Regions from separate parts of the Homo sapiens genome. Here region 2 is linked to region 1. The links are chromatin contacts, found by POLR2A ChIA-PET in ENCODE. All regions are on one chromosome and are shown on one strand. Each heading gives the region's core, a stretch centred on a gene start or an enhancer-like site at or near the end of the contact. The rest is flanking DNA. Distances are from core to core; before and after follow the strand shown.

Region 1 (2,700 bases), core at 122-2,621:
TAATTCTCATTTTTCTGTGGAAAATTATTTTATCTTTCTCCTGTATACCTGAAAAAATGTCCATAGGCTTAAAGGGTCATGCTTTTACATTCCTTCCATATCACAGGTACTATGAAGTAAGGAGACTTTTAGGTTTCTTTTTGTCTTAAACTCAGACAGCTTTGTAAGCAGTAGTGTGTAGATTACAAGAGTTAGACAAAAGCAGGCGCGACTGAGAAGAGTTGGTGGGGGAGAAGCTTGGGGCACTTCCTGTCACTCAACACATTCCAGATCACTAAAAAATTTCCACACCCTCTGCATTCCCCCTTGCCCACTCCAGTTCCCGGTATTTTCTGATTCCATATGTTGTGGTATTTACCATACTTCTCTCCCTCACTAGGCTCTGGCAAGACTGCTTCAGAGGGGATGCATTCCTTTAGATTGCACAAAGCGGAGCTGGGAAAATGGCTGGCAGTTTCAGAATCTAGTCACGATCGCACGCATGAGCACCTCACACATCCATGTCCCTACCCGCCCCCCCGCTCCCGCCCCTGCAGCTGGCTGACCTGTCTCACCCACTGCTGGCCTATCGAACGGCCAGGACTGTCTGGTTTTGGCTCGTGCCTTTGTCCATGTCTGGCTTAGTTCCTCTCTGTCTATGCTTGCCTCTACCCCCACCGCCCCAGGCGGCACAAGTGTTTGGCCACACAAAACTAGAGATAGAAAAGGTGGTAAAAACTTCAAACTTTTCTAAATTCTCCAACAGTTTATTTCTTGTGAATTTCTTCCTTCTTTAAATACTCCATTTTAAGAAAACAAAAAAATTAATTATCTAAAGGCAAAGAATGGAAAGCAACCTTTGTGTTCCTTATAATAACTGACTTCATAACTCTCTCCAGCTGCGTTATGGGATGTGTATAAAAAGCTTCTGTTCTGAGAACAAAGGAGCACGTGCAGAAATGAGACGAAAAAATCCACTGACAGTATTCCATTACACAAATTACTTAAAAGATTTTAGTCAAGCCCCTCAACAGATTCAATTTTAAAATGGCTTTTAGTTAAAAAAAAAAAATTGAAAGTGCTTACCCAGTAAAAGAACCGAAGTAGTCCTGAACTGTTACGTAAGACTTTTTACAGTTGGATCTTTGTCAAAAGGGGATGGGGGTGATGGGAGAAAGCAGCAACGACAATCAAAAAAGTTCGAGCTGCTGTGGCTAGAGGACAACTTCTGTGTTTCCAGATAGGATTCTTGCTGTAGAAATGGAACTTCCAGCCAGCACAGCATCCTGTCCCAGTAGAGAAATGAGTTTGTCAGTTAAAACAAAAAAAAAATTAGATACTGGAACCCAGGCTAGACGAGGTATTGAACCGCGCCAGATTTCCTTGCAGCCCTGTCTGCTCAGCTCGCATTGAACTATATATGACCCAGATGATGGACAGAAGCACATTTAGTCATGTGCACACTGGAAGAAAGCGGATTTGCTGGTCCCTGGCAGTGCAGGGGTTTGTCTTCTGATTGGGCTGTGCCCTGATCGGTGAAATGTGAAGCCCTCACCATTCAGAGGCCGTAATTCAGGACTGGCAGTTTGAGTGTCTGGCTGCCTCTAGTCACTGAGAGACTTTGAAGGTGTTGCTTTTGTTTGGTGGCATTACCCACCCAGAGGTTGCTTACACCTCTCTACTTGTGTCAGAAGAAATACTAGTCTTTCTGAAATACAAATAGGCAGCCGATTTTTCCTGAATCCTAAATCACCCTATTGTTGATAAACTTGGCTCTAACTGAAACCAATTATTTGATTTGAAAATTTATTGTGATCCTAACCAAGCTTCATATCCAGACCAACCCTTGGTCTTGATTTTATAGGTTTGATAAGGTAAAAATAAAAGTGGCATATTTGACTTTGAAGCCTCTATATGATATAAATTGCTCTTAATGAAAATTGGATAGATGGACAACAGAGAAGTGAAGTTTTAGATTCTGGAGTGTTTGGATGTATGAGGAAGAAGCTTTATGTCTTTTTATCCCCTTTGTGAGACTGTCACTCTTGTCCCAGTCCTAGTCACATTAGGGGTTGCTGGGGGGGGGAAGCTATGAAAGCATGGACCCTACTGAGCTGTGACATAGCCTTTAATCATGCAAGACAGCCACGGTCTGCTCTCTTCAGTCTGTCTGAACTAGGGTCCTTGGGGTTTATTTTCCATCTTTCTGAGCCACTGGGAAACCAGGTCATTATACAGGACTGTCATTTGTGACATTTTTGTTTAGTACATGGCAGTTGCTTTGTTTATTTAATGCAAGTTGACACTTCTTTAAAGTTTCAAAACAGTAAAGTTGTTTTGTGAGACCTTGACTCTGATATATGAAATCTACTCTACATGGACCAATCATTTTTTTCCGTGGACTTTCTTGTCTCTTTAGAAATTAGCTTATAGAGTCCTAAATTGATACTTAAACATACCAATAGTTCTGTTTATTTCTTGCCTTTCTCACAGTTGTTGAAATAATTCCATCTGTCTCTTTTGCTGTAAATTTTGGGTTTGGATGTTTGTACTTGGAATTTTTTAGATGTTGACTATATTATGCAGCACCTTCCATATGAGGACTACCCCAGAATTATTCTCTTGTCTTAACCCGAGAAAAGCTGTTTTGATGCACTATTAGATATAAGAATGTTCGAAAGAAGAGGAGATGAGCACTCTCTTGCTTTTTGTAAGCCACAA
Region 2 (2,700 bases), core at 36-2,535, 850 kb before region 1:
AAATACACAAACCACTGAGTGCAGTGGTGTGTACCTGTGGTCCCAGCTCCTCAGGAGGCTGATATGGGAGGGTTGCTTGAGTCCAGGATTTCTGGGCTACAGCCTAGATCAGCGCTATGCTGATCAGATGTCCACACTAAGTTCAGCATCAGTATGGTGAGCTCCCGGGAGTGGGTAACCACCAGGTTGCCTAAGGAGGGGTAAACCGGCCCATGTTGGAAACGTGCAGGTCAAAACGCCTGTGCTGATCGGTAATGGGATCGCACCTGTGAACAGCCACTGCACTCCAGCCTGGGCAATATAGCGAGACCCCACCTCTTAAAAAAATATACATACGAGGCTGGGCACAGTGGCTCACGCCTGTAATCCTAGCACTTTGGGAGGCCGAGACAGGTGGATCACAAGGTCAGGAGATCGAGACCATCCTGGCTAACATGGTGAAACCCCGTCTCTACTAAAAAATACAAAAAAATTAGCCGGGCATGGTGGCGGGCGCCTGTAGTCCCAGCTACTTGGGAGGCTGAGGCAGGAGAATAGCGTGAACCCGGGAGGCGGAGCTTGCAGTGAGCCGAGATTGCGCCACTGCACTCCAACCTGGGCGACAGAGCAAGACTCCATCTCAAAAGAAACAAAAAAAAAATATGTATACATACGAACCAATAAACTACGTGAGAGGAAAAGAAACATAAAGATTAAACGACAAGTTTACGAGTCCCCAGGAGGAGGAGCTGGCAGAGAAATGCATGTCCAGGTCATCATAGTCACACGAACATTTAGTGCTGAGCTTCCTGATGGGCAAAGGAGAAAGGGACATGATAGGAGCTAGTTACAAGATTTATGTTAAACTTTCTAAAGATACAAAAGCAAGCCCTTTGCTCCAGGGAAGTACAGCTTTTCCTGATACCAGGATCTGAAAGAAGTTTCTCCCACGGGTCTCTAGAAAGAAGACACAGAGCAATGGAGGCGACAGTGTGTCTTCCCTCTCTTCGGACTTTGGCAGGCACTTGCTTTCCATTGGATTTCAGCTTTCAGCTAGCTAGCAGCTGTTAAAGAATTGCATGCTAAAACCTTTTATGTTTCAGTTAGGGGTTAAAGGGATCGAGGAAGCTGCTCTGAGCATGTAGCCACCAACCAACAGATTCTGCAGATTTTCTTTGAAACTTATGTGCTGAGATGTTTGCCTCGGGTTTACAAAATCCCATAAAAATCCTGCCTGGGTATTATAACTTGGAACCCTCCCAAAGTGCCCAAAGCAATATTTTGTTCCTAGGCCATTCGGTGACATGGTATTACTGCAATAAATACATCATTGGAATGCCCAAGCAGGTTTTCCCGTCGCTGCAGAGTAACTGCTTCCCAGAATCTTCCTTTTGTGTTCCTCTCTGCTGTGAAATGGAGGGTATGCGGCTTCATGCGCAGCTGTGACTTTTTAAATCCTCTTTCCAAAGTGTGGATGTTGCCTTGAGAACCTTGTCCTGTTCAGTGTGAAAGAGCCCTTTATATTTTATATAATCATTTCTTTGGCAAAAAGTATATTCATAGAAATTGACCTCACAGTTTGTCTTTTTGAAATGGCTTTTGGATGCTATTTTTATTTTCCTCCCATGTCAGCCTCCTAAAAATTAAACAAGTATTTGATGGAGACTGTACTTTGATATAGGTCTGGGTTATCATAATCTTCACTGTCAACAGGCATTTATTAAGAACTTTGTGTGAGTGAGATGCTGTGGTTCATAATGCAATATAGAGAGTGCAGGCCTGGGCAGTCCTAGGTATGAATTCTCTCACTTCTACTAGTTCCTGAGGGACACTGAGCAAGTTATTTAACCTCTATAAATCACAGTTTCTCCTCTCTTAAGTGGGTTTATAAACTCTTTACATCTTAGGGTGACCAAAGAGTGAATGAGATGATCTGTACATAAAAGACCTAGCACAGCACTTGTCACATAGTAGGGCCTGTGATGGTGGTAGTTAGATTGTCCATGCTGTTAGGATCACTTAGTATTATTACAGTCTGATGATGATGATGATGATGATGATGATGATGATGATGATGGTGATGATGATAGCTGATACTTAAATCACACTATTAATGCATTGGACATTGTTCCAACTGCCTTACAACTATTAGTTCGTTGAAACTTTAGACAATCCTGTGAGGTAGGTGCTATTATTATCCCCTGTTTTATAAAGAAGAAAACTGAGAGGTTAAGTTGGCCCAAAGTCATACAGCAAAATTGCTTGGCCAGGACTTAGGCCAAGGCAATTGGGCCCCAAGTTTATGCCCTTAACCACCTGGCTATATTGCCTCTCGTATATACCCTGCCTCTCATTACACAGTAAGACCTGAAATTATCATCCTGGCCTTTTTGGAGGGAAAATGTGTAAAATACTATAATCTTTCTCTGTGAAATATCCACTATTCAGGTGAGGATTATGGAGAGAAATGCAGATTTATAAAAAGCAGTTTTCCATTTGGATTTAGATATCGAGTTTCATATGCAGCTTAACCACCCTGCCTTCCCCCAGGTTGTTACCCATTGGTCCCTTGCTAAGTTCAGAAGTGGGTTTCCAAGTTGTTCTTCAGCTTTGATGGATGAGCAGGGAGTACCCAGGGCAGAAAACACACGGATTTTCAGTTACTGACTAAACTGAGCGTAGAATATTAGCAGTATTCCTAAGGAAAGATGGATGGGCCTT

What was found. ChIA-PET counts read pairs that join two places held with the same protein, here RNA polymerase II (POLR2A).
Region 2: POLR2A ChIA-PET joins it to region 1 with 10 read pairs in BJ. The contact joins the enhancer-like site here to the promoter of MIR181A2HG in region 1. POLR2A ChIA-PET finds 5 or more read pairs at or near these places in 2 of 52 experiments (AG04450 and BJ).

Annotation. Positions count from the first base shown.
Region 1 is chr9:124,657,107-124,659,806 of GRCh38, reverse strand. It overlaps MIR181A2HG (MIR181A2 host gene), which reads right to left and starts at 1,371. Exons shown (of 2, transcript NR_038975.1): 1 at 1,066-1,371. The region is part of intron 2 of NR6A1 (nuclear receptor subfamily 6 group A member 1); the gene reads left to right. RefSeq lists enhancers at 334-383, 1,205-1,324.
Region 2 is chr9:125,510,521-125,513,220 of GRCh38, reverse strand. The region is part of intron 7 of MAPKAP1 (MAPK associated protein 1); the gene reads left to right. It also overlaps the pseudogene RN7SL30P. Among named protein-coding and RNA genes, the nearest start is that of MAPKAP1, 200 kb to the left of the region's middle. Within about 2 kb of position 1,285, at least 3 of the 41 ENCODE cell types and tissues checked have a DNase peak (open chromatin) inside an H3K27ac peak, as active enhancers do.